Regions from separate parts of the Mus musculus genome. Here region 1 is linked to region 2. The links are chromatin contacts, found by Hi-C or POLR2A ChIA-PET in ENCODE. All regions are on one chromosome and are shown on one strand. Each heading gives the region's core, a stretch centred on a gene start or an enhancer-like site at or near the end of the contact. The rest is flanking DNA. Distances are from core to core; before and after follow the strand shown. Region 1 has its middle 17 kb from the start of Gm46358. Region 2 holds the start of Max (Max protein).

Region 1 (5,116 bases), core at 1,329-3,828, 35 kb before region 2:
CTTCCAGGGTAAGTTTGACTCAGAAACATTTGCTTCTCTGATGCTGATTTGAGAGCTAGGGCAGTGCTGCTTCCACCTGGGAAAAGGAGATGCTCCTGGGGGAACTGCTTCCCTGTGTTCTGGTTTATCAACTATACCAACAGGATGCATACTTTTTGTAAATAAAACCAATACTTTTAGGTTTTGTGGCTAATACATTCTCTTGCGACGCTCAACTCTCCTCCACCACAAAACCACAGGAGTATGGCTGTGTCCCAAGCCAAGCTGTGCCCATGAAGACAGGTGGTGACCCAGATCTGGCCCATGGGCTGCAGTTGGCCCTGGTATATAGAGATGCCGTCTCATCTGTATTCATTCAGTGTTCTGCCATATCTTCATGGCTGGGATGTTTACTGTGAGTCACATAGATGCATTTGGTCGGTAAAACTCCTGCTAAAGACTGCAGTCAGTCATACATTCTGCTCGATGGCGTTCACTGCCTTGGACAAGGATGGAGAATACACAACTACAGATACCAGAGACACTGTCAGCTGCCTGTGGTGATGCACATCTGTAATTGCAGGATTCAGGAGCAGAGACAGAAGAAGCCCAAGTTCAAGACTAGACTGGGCTACATAGGAACCCGACCATCTGAGTTCGTGCGATCCCTGGACCCCACGCCACAGAAGGAGAGAACTGACTCCTACAAGTTGTCCCTTGAGCTCACCATGTGCACTGTGGCAAGCATGTGTACAAGCATGTGAAGAGAAAGGAAACAGGCATACATAAAAATACAACAACAGCAAATGGTAACTTCTAGAGGATGAACTTGAAATCTGCCCGCACAGACTCACTTCCTCCAGCAAGGCGCCACCTCCTACATGTCCCCTGGCAGCACAACTAACACAGGACCAAATGTTCAAATCCTGAGCCTGCAGCTGAGAGTGGTGGCACTCGCCTTTAATCCCAGCACTCCGGAGGCAGAGGCAGGCAGATCTGAGTTGGAGGCCAGCCTGGTCTACAGAGGACAGCCAGGGCTACACAGAGAAACCCAGTTTCAAAACAAACAAGCAAACAAAAACAAATACCTGAGCCTGTAAGGGACATACTTCAAATACCACAAACTCCAAATAAAAATTGGGGTTGTAGTCAGCAGGGAAAACTGTTGTCCTAGGAGGCCAGTTACCTCTGCTGACCACCACCATGGACGAGGTGTAATGGAAACCTGGGTGACAGTTGCCATCCATTCCGCCCCAAACCAGTCATCCTGACTTGTCTTTGCTTCAACTACTTGCTTAGGGTCGACAGTAACCAGGGATAAGCCAGGCAGCCTGTTTTGGCCCTGGTGATTGATCCAGAGCCAAGAATATGACCTGAAACGGCCCAAAGCAGCCCTGGACACTTGATTATCAGAAGCAACAGTTCTCTCCTAGTGGGACAGTGTCACGTGTGGCCACTTTTCCACCTAGAAGGCAGGCAGGCTGAGAAGTAAGCACACCCAGCCTCCTGGATGACAGGGACAGGCCTGGCACGGATTCTGAGGCCCTGTCTGGTTTTTGAGTTGTATGAGCCGACCGGAGTTACATTTACCATCACAGACAGGCTTCAACTTACAATGGTTTGACCTCATAGTATTACGAAAGCAACGTGCTGAATGGGCTCCACACTGCTTGGCAGGTTAGGCTGGTGGTGTTTATTTATTTATTTTCAGTCTCACCATATAACCCAGGCTGGCTTGGCAGGTTAGGCAGGCGGTGTTGTGGGTTTGGTTTTGTTTGGTCAGTCTCACTATAGAACCCTAGCTGGCCTAGAACTCAGAATCTTTCTTCACTCAGCCTTCTAAGTGGTGGGATGACAGGCGTGTACCACCACACCCAGCTCATTAGTACAGTTTTGACTTTATACTTTCAACTTAAAGTGAGCTTATCAAAAACTGAGGACACAAAACTATCCATAATCACCCATGAGGCCACACAGGTTCCTGGTTGCTGCCTGCTCTCCCCAGCAGTAACCCGTGACCTGACCGTCTGTCCTTCCTCCCCTCATCTGATCCCTGGCTCAGTCTCACCCAGTGGGTGAGGCAGGTGTATGACCTGTGTTTCATAACTGGAGAAACAGGACAGAGAGCTGGGTGACTCACTAAGGTTTCTGATGTTGGATGATGAAGTCCACCTGAGCCCAGATCTGCTGCCCACAAGCTGCCCAAAGCCCATGTTCTCTTGCCAGGCTGAAGATCAAGAGGTTCAAGGGTAACCTAAGGGTAGGGATAAACACTGGTTTCTTCCAGGGCCGGATCACTGAGGCCTTCAATTCCTGGCCCCATCTTTCACCAGGACTAGCCGATGACAGCAAAGAGGGGGACACGCCCACTCAATCCTTTGGAGATGGTGACTGATGTGGTGTTGGGGGTTGAACCCAAGGCTTTGTGAATGCTAGGCGTTTGAGCTGTGCCCCTAGCTGATCCTCATGCTGTGTATGGAATAGAGTGGCATTCTTAAATAAGTGTGTGCCACCCTGCTGTGACACGGTCTTACTCACGCCGTGATGCAAGTCTCTGGGAGCTGACCGCAGCCCTGGTGGCAGCCAGCCTTCTACAACCTGCCCTAGCACGTGTAACCGGTTCCTGGACATCTCCCTCATTTCCCACAAGGACAGCTCTGCTTGAGCGCTTCAGCTGGTACAGGAGCTGGGACCAGGCAGCTGGGACTCTTTCCTCCTGCCACGCTGGCACATCCAAGAACAAGATCAGACAGGAACAGAGCCTGGTCAGTGGGAACGTTTTCACTGCCCTCAGCTCCCCCTAAGGAAACACAGCTTTTCAAAAACAACCACAAAAACAATGGATGTTTGAGCCAGCACCCAGAAGGCAGAAGTGGAAGGATCAGAAGCTAAAAGCCTGGGCTACACAGTGAGGTATAGCAAGACCTATAGCAAGACCCAGCCTCCAAAAAGAAAACAGAAAGACAGAAAAAGGGGCTGGGGGCAAAGCAGGAGGAACAGGAGGAAGATGAGGAAGAAGAGGAAGAGGAGGAGGAGAAGCAGAAGCAGCAGCATATTTTAAAATTAGGCTTTGGGAGAAGAGGAGAGAGAAGGAGAGTCATAAGGAGGGAAGGAGGGAGGGAAGGAAGGAGGGAGGGAGGGAGGGAGATACAGAGACAGAAAGACAGAGAGAGAGAGAGAGAGAGAGAGAGAGAGAGAGAGAGACCAGCTGAGTATGACAGTGCAACCTGTTGAGGCAGGAGGATTAGGCTAGCTTCAGCTACATAGTAGCTAGCTTGACACCACTACATGAGACTATGTCTCAAGAAGAAGAAAAATTGGGGCTACAGAGATGGCTCGGTGGTTAAGAGAACTAGCTGCTCTTCCAGAGGACCTAGGTTTGATTCCCAGCACCATGTGGCTGCTCACAACCATCTCTGACTCCAGTTCCAGGGGGTCTGATGCTTCTTCTGACCTCCTCAGGCTCCTGCACGCCCACAGGGTCTATGCACACTCAGGTGAACACACATACGCATAATATTAGATATATGTATAGGTGTGTGTTTAAAGTAAATCCAAAAACTTTCGTTTTAGATTGACAGAAGAAAATCACAAAGCACAAAGTTCCTACACACCCACCTGCCTGCTTACCCCAGTTGTTACGCTTTTACACTGAGGACCTGGAGCTGTGGCTCAGTGGAGAGCAGAGAGCACTGACTGCCGCTCTTGCAGAGGTCAGGATTCAGCTCCCAGCACCCACATGGTGGCTCACAAGTCCGTAACTCCAGCTTCAGAGGACCTGATGGCCTCTTCTGGCCTCCACAGGGACTGCATACATGTGGTGGGGTATGCAATATGGATGTAATAGCTAAAGGCCACATTTCACTCAAATTCCTATAGTTTTTGTCTAATGCCATTTTAAAATTACACTTACTGTGTGTGGGGTGTGTGGGTGTATCTGATATGTCACTTGTCTGAAAGTCAAAGGCAATGTAGAAGTTTTCTCCATCCATCATGTGGCTTCTGGGGACAGAACTCAGGTCATGAGAACTGGCTGCAAGTCTGCCTGCAGAGCCATCTCGCTGGCCACTTTTATACCATTTTTTGGTGCTAAGATACTATGTACTCTGCTGTTAGGTCTCTTGGCTCCCTCTGGCTGTGACAGCTTCTCAGACTTCTTTGTCTGTGATGACCTTGGTTGTTCTAGAGGCTCAGGTCAGGTTATTTGCTAGACTGTCAAGTGAGACTGGTGTAACACTCTTGCAGGTTTCTACTTTAGGGGAAGAAAACCACAGAGGGAAGTCACAACAATGCTGACCCGGATCACTAGCTACTAGGGTTAGATGTCTCCAAAGCCCGCCCTTCCTTCCTTCCTTCCTTCCTTCCTTCCCTTTCTCCTTCTCCCTGTCCCTCCCTTTATGACCATCAGTCTCCATAATCTGAGGTGGGATGAATAAACCTCCCCCTGGAGACTGGCTTACCTCTCTCTCATTCCATCTTTCATTCAGCCCTTTGTGTCACCAGCTGTGAATTCAGCCAACTGAGACGCAGAGATACTAGAAAACTGATACCCACACTGACCACCCGTGGACCTTCCCCTTCACCATTTACTGGAGACAATACAACGTAGCAGTTATCTGCATAGCATTGTAAACAGAGCTTTGGGCAGGAGGGCAGTGTTGGAGAGCAAACTCTGGGCTAGGCAAGCACTTTCTGACCAAGCTGTATCCCCAGCCTCAAGAGAATAAAGTACACAGGAGGACTTATGGAGGCTCTGTGTAAATACTGTGCCATCTCACTGAGAGATCAGAGCACTTGTAGCTTTGGGTACCTATGAGGGGTTCAGAGCCCATCTCCAGTCCTGAGGAATGGCTGTTTCTATCAGCGTAGACTCCAGAATACTCCCCAGTTATGTTCTAATACCGTAGCCTGCCTGTTTTGCTGCTCAAATTGTCTCTACTTTGGCTACTAGAACTCTTTAATGGCTGTTTCCTTTACATATCAATAGCAACATTTTATCATCTTTTTCTCTCAAAACACATTGCTAGAGAGTAGTAGTTGACACTGGGTTCTGCATATTTTTGGGTTCAGTACACTGTTCTCTTAACCTTCGCTCACATTAACTTCCTCCCATAATAGGAACTCTGAATCGTTATCT
Region 2 (5,822 bases), core at 1,480-3,979:
CTGGCTTAAAATTCAGGGAAGACTCCTGCCAAAGCCTCAGAAGCCCTGGGCTTACATACTGGGCCACAAGCCTGGACTCTGTGTTGTGTATGTTAAGGCAGGGTCTCAGTAAATTGCTCGAACGTTTGATCCTCCTACCTCAGCCTCCCCAGTAACTGGGTTTACCGACCAGAACCACCAAGCCTAGTTGCATCCTGCAAACTCTACAAGTTCCTAAACAGCTGTGTCATATATCGTTTAAAAATCAGGTAACTAGAAGGTAGAGAGATAGCTCAGTGGGTAAAGGCACTGAGGTCAAACCTGATGACCCTAAATTCAATCCCCAGACCCATGTGTTTGAGAGAGAGAACTGAATCCAAGTGGTTCTTATGACCTTCACATGTGAGCCATCACATACACGTGACCACACAACACTCACACACACATACATACATACATACACACATACATACATACACACACACACACACACACACACACACACACACACACGTTAAGTAAATGTAATTAAAAAAATCAATTAAATAGGCTGAGGTTGAAGCTCCATGGCAGAGGGGTTGCACAGCATGCGAGGGCCCTGGGTTCGAATCCTAGCACAGTCAAAAGTTAAATGCACATAAACACACCCAAAAAAGTAATAATCTGTGTTTCAAGTATTTTAACATTTCTCATAAACTTTGAGGTTCCAGGGATAGGGCTCAGCCCTGAAGGAAACAAAAAGATCTGGCAGCACCGGGCAGCACCGATCACTCTCAGGTAGCAAGCAGCAGGGGCAGGTGGCTACGGACTTTTTAGAAGGGGTGTACATCCTCACCTCTTCCTTCCACCCTTGACTAGCTGTTACCTGGTCCTCACGGGTAATGAGGACCTCACTCCATTCTCTTTCCCTACCATTTCCAACCATCAAATATTCCATCTCTCTCTCTCTCCTCTGGTTGTATTCTGAGTCTATTCCTTCTCTCCTCTCTCTCTCTAATCTATGCCTATTTACTCCTAAGTCTCAGACTCCAGACAAGAAAGCATGGGGTCAACCCAAAGCCAGAAACACCTACAAAAAAACCCCATTAATATAAAAAAATCTAATAAGTTACTGATAACATTATATGGATGCATCCATCACCTTTCAGCAAAGCTGTCTCTAACAGTGCCACTCTTCAACATTTTTTTTCTTCTCAAATGGAAAGTCAAGACCACAAAAAGCTGTGCCACTTTCAATATTTAACTTCTAGCGCCTCTCTTTTTTCCATTGTCGTTTTTTGGGGAATATCATGCTTTTCTAGATCCTAGGAGTCTGCAGTAGTCACATGACCTTGGCTAAAGGCGATTATTACATGTGCCTGCAACTTCACACAACTATGGAGATACTGCTTAAAGTTTACCTGCTCCTAAATAAAACCTAGCCAGTTTGCTCTGAAATAACACTACCATTCACTTCAGAATGCCCTTCCATTTCTCACATATCTCCGCCGCACTGAACACTACAGAACAACTCAGTTCACAGCACAGGCCTCCTCACTTGCCTGCCTACCTACCTACCTACTCACTAGAATCTACCACCTGAATATCAAGAATCATGTGGATTTGCAACGCCCCCCTCCTCCAACCCCAACAGACTCAACCTCACCTTAGCGGTTAAGAGGAGTTTACAAGAGTATTAAAAGTAATAGAACGATCTCTTTTTCTGACTCCAAAAAGAACCAAAACTGAACGGAAATGAAAATGAAATGGAGAGTAGGAGACGTACCGCAGATTGAAACCTCGGTTGCTCTTCCTGGAATAAGAGAGAGAGAAAAATAGAAAATACAGAAGTTATTTTCACACTTCGAATTCAATAATAAGAAAGAAAATGCCGGCGGCGGAGGAAGCAGCGGGTGGGGAGTCAGTCTGACACCCCTCCCTCCCTCTTTCCCCTTCCACTCTCTCCAGCGAGATCCCGTAGCCTAGTTGGGGGGGGGGGGGGGGGGGGTTTCAGGCACTGCCCCTCCTTCTGGGATCCGAACCGGACAAGAGGGATCCGGAACACTGCCTGCTCTCCCTCGATCCCTCTAGGGCGTCAGAGCACTCCCAGCCCCTTCACCCCAAGGATCAACCGGTCACAGGAGGAGGGAGCTCATGGACCCAAAGAGCAAGAGCTGAGCGCTGGTCTCCTTGCCCAGGATCCGGAAGGATAATGGGATCCCCAGCCGGGCAGAGCGGAGAGGGAGGCCTCGACACCCTCCTCCACGGGAGAATGTGGGGGTCCCAGAGGCCGCGTGTCTGCTCCCACCTTCAGTCCCAGGAGGCCTCTCCGGACAGGACTGGAGGGGAGCGAGCCTGGAGCGCGACGCAGGCGGTCCCGGCCCCGGGGGGAGGGGGAGAAAAGGACGGAGGCGGCGGCGACCCGACCCCCTCCCGCCGTCGCCCGGCTGAGAACCCTTGCCGCTGTCCCCGCCTGACAACCCGAACGGAAAGGAAGAAGCCCCAGGACTCACGTCGCTCTCCACCTCGATGTCATCGTTATCGCTCATTTCCTACGGCCCAGGGAGCGGCCACTGCAGCGGCGGCCGGGGAGGGGAGGGGTGGAGGGAAGGGGGAAGTCACCGACAACAACAAGCCGAGTGCCCCCACGCACACACTCACTCACTCGCTCACTCACTCACACACACTCACGCACACACAACACGGGCGACAACCACCTCACTGCAGCACCGGATCAACGGCGGCACGCACGCCCGATCGGCCCCCTAACACGTGACCGGGCTCACCGCGCCGGGGTAGCTGAGACTTGTAGTCCTCGAGCGTCGGATGGGCGAGTGAGAGAGAGCCAGAGAAACTACAAATCCCATCAGGAACCGCACACAGGCTTCGCCAGACTCGCTTGTTGACAGAGCTCAGGGCGCCTGCGCCCCGGGTGTTGGCAGCGAGAAGTGGCGCGGTGCCTCCCGGGAGATGTAGTCCACAGACCGCGAGTTGTCAGGAGATTTTCCTCCCCAGGCGGCGGAGAGGCTGCTGGGAAGACAGGACACGTGGAGGGAGCTGGGCTCCTGGAGCCGGCCACAATTCCGAGCTCTGGGCGCCCGGCCCAAGGGATTGGGTGGAGGCTCGGGGGTTTGGGGGCGGGGGGAGAGAAACTGGCTGCCAAAATAACACTGTCTCTTCTTGGCTAGACTGCTTTTACATTGTCTCGTTTAATGCTTGAGTCGCTCCACTTGCGCCCTGGGGCGTAACCCTCCCGGGAAGGAATCACGCTGTGGCTGACCAGGGGGCGCGGTCGAGATGCCCACGCGGGCCCTCTGTTATCTGGGTTTAAGGTGTTAAGAGACATTACGGGACAAACTAAAGGACCGATTTCGCCGGGTGTCCTTCATCTCAAGAATCTTGCTTTCATTTGTCCGAGAGAACTGTCCTTGCTGGGCTTGAGTGTTTACAAAACCTCTCGTAGGTGCAAGTAAAACCTACCTTCTGTTTGTTGTAGCCGGAGCAGATTAGGGAGTGCCCCAGTTTATAGAGAACTTTAATTAACTGCAAAAAGAATCAAAACGGGAAAGTTGTGCAGCTCCCTGTCCAGTTAAGGTCATACATAATGCAACGAGGTATGAAGTGTAACTACATTGTCCCCACCCGCATTTAGCTAAGTATCTAATATGTGGCAGCCCAGGAATGGCATGATGTGTCCCCTCAAAGACTTCACAGCTTTGAAAGCAAAAACCGGACTACCCTGTCACCATTTTCAGTGTGCACCAGGTCCTCAATGAAACAACAAACAAACAAACAAACAAACAAACAGTAATAATAAGGTCATCTGAGAAATTAACCAGACTACCACTTTACAATTGATCTTCAAAATGAGTGCGGTCTTGAGTTTGATTTATGAGTTAATGTTTTTTGAGTAAAAAATCATTTAACCCCTGACTATTGAGTGCAGAAACTTGGTGGTGTAATACAATCTTTCTGACACCTAGCCCAGGCTGGCCTTAAATGTCCGTGTGGCCAAGCCTAGTGATGAGAACACAGTCATAAGCAGACACTGACTCGTAATAGAAGTCAAGGGCTGTAAGGGAGACAAAGATGGTAAGAGGGTTTTTTGTTTGTTTGTTTGGTTGGTTGGTTGGTTTTTCGAGACAGGGTTTCTCTGTGTAGCCCTGGCTGTCCTGGAACTCACTCTGTAGACCAGGCTGGCCTCATCTCTGCCTCCCAAGTGCTGGGATTAAAGGCATTTGCCACCACTGCCTGGATAAGATAGTAAGAGTTAACTGGATACCAGAAGTAGAGACAATGGATGATCACCGCAAACCCTCCTTATATATCTACCTGCAATGTGCAATGTGCAGAGTGCATCCTTAGCTGCAAGTTAGTTTTTTGGGGGATTAAAAAAATATATCTCATGCCTGTTCCATGCCCCTCCTCAATGAAGTCAAAGCCTTTGGGAGGTGGGTAGGATCAGTAAAAGACAGTTTTTAATGATCTTCAGGTGGTTCGTATGTGCAACCTAGAGGATGCCAGGATAAAGGCAAGCTTTCACTGAATTATATACTTTGAAAGAGTGGGCTTTATGATTGATATGTTAATAATTATGCATCAACAAAGCTGTTATAAAAATAATCTTCGCTCACATGGCTAAAATCTAAGAAGTAAATTATAAAAACACTGTAGGGAAAGCGGATATGCCAAGCAGATTGTACAGCAGCAAGCGATATGAATTTCGAGGAGATGCCAGATTTCAGGGAGGGTGGGGGGTAATGGCCGGGTGTTCTCTGAGGCTGCCAGGACAAGGACTGGGCCTACAAAGCCTAAACTAGATTCTGCTCACCATAGATCTCCACATGTTGAAAGGACATCTGGAAAAATGGAATAAAGGCTTTCCAGGGCCGGGTGGTGGTGGCACACGTCTTTAATCCCAGCACTCGGGAGGCAGAGACAGGCAGATTTCTGAGTTCGAGGCCAGCCTGGCCTACGGAGTGAGTTCCAGGACAGCCAGGGCTACACAGAGAAACCCTGTCTCGGAAAAAAACAAAACAAAACAAACTAACAGAAATACTTCTCCTGTCTCAGCCAAGGCCTGGGATTACTGGTGTGTGCCACCCAAGTCCAGCTTTTTCCTAGTAATTGACAGATTATTCAAATCTGTCAGTCTGGCCAGTACCTCTGATCTAATAGGAAGGAAGGAAGGAAGGAAGGAAGGAAGAAACCCAGAAATGCAATGGTATTTTGAAGCACTCATGGAACATTTATAAGAACTGATTGAGTTCTAAGCCATAAAACGAATCTCAGTAAGTTTTGACAGATGTGATCTGGAGAACATATTCTTAGATATAATAGAGTTAAAATGAAAATAATAATAATACTAGTGTGGGCATAAATTTACTTGGTTTATATGCACAAGGACTTAGGTTTGACCTCTAGCACTGCCAAATAATAATAATAAAATTAAAAGTAAAAAGCCAGACATGGTAGCACCTGCCTGAGATCTTAGCCTGTGAAGATGGAGGCAGAATGAAAAAAAGGTATGGTCCTCCTCTGTCCTATAAGGAAATGGAGTTGAGGGACCCAAATGGAGATTTTCATGAACAAGACATTTGCTGAGAGAACTGTGCACAAGGGACAGCAATGGCCTTTATAGTCTCTTCTGGTTGTTTTTCTGATATGACTAACAATCTAACATTTCCACAGGTGAGTCTTTGGGAAGCTTTAAAAACATCCAAGCCCTTGACCTTTCAAGGTTGAATTTGTCAGTCTTAAGTACTTTGTGCTGGTTCAAGTAGGCCCCCCCACTGGGAGGCTTCATAGAAATGCAAAGCTTCAGCCCCCAGCCAGACCCAGGCAATCACAACTGCCTTAGAATT

The links. Hi-C counts contacts between places; a loop is a spot of excess contacts on that map. ChIA-PET counts read pairs that join two places held with the same protein, here RNA polymerase II (POLR2A).
Region 1: a loop to region 2 is called in a map of heart, with 2.7 times the contacts of the local background. The contact joins the enhancer-like site here to the promoter of Max in region 2. A Hi-C loop is called at or near these places in 2 of 37 maps with a recorded cell type or tissue (both heart). POLR2A ChIA-PET finds 5 or more read pairs at or near these places in 3 of 5 experiments (all embryonic stem cell).

The regions. Positions count from the first base shown.
Region 1 is chr12:76,925,127-76,930,242 of GRCm38, forward strand. No RefSeq gene overlaps it. Among named protein-coding and RNA genes, the nearest start is that of Gm46358, 17 kb to the left of the region's middle. Within about 2 kb of position 2,579, at least 1 of the 3 ENCODE cell types and tissues checked has a DNase peak (open chromatin) inside an H3K27ac peak, as active enhancers do.
Region 2 is chr12:76,959,519-76,965,340 of GRCm38, forward strand. It overlaps Max (Max protein), which reads right to left and starts at 2,730. Exons shown (of 4, transcript NM_001146176.1): 1 at 2,472-2,730. The coding sequence starts at 2,507.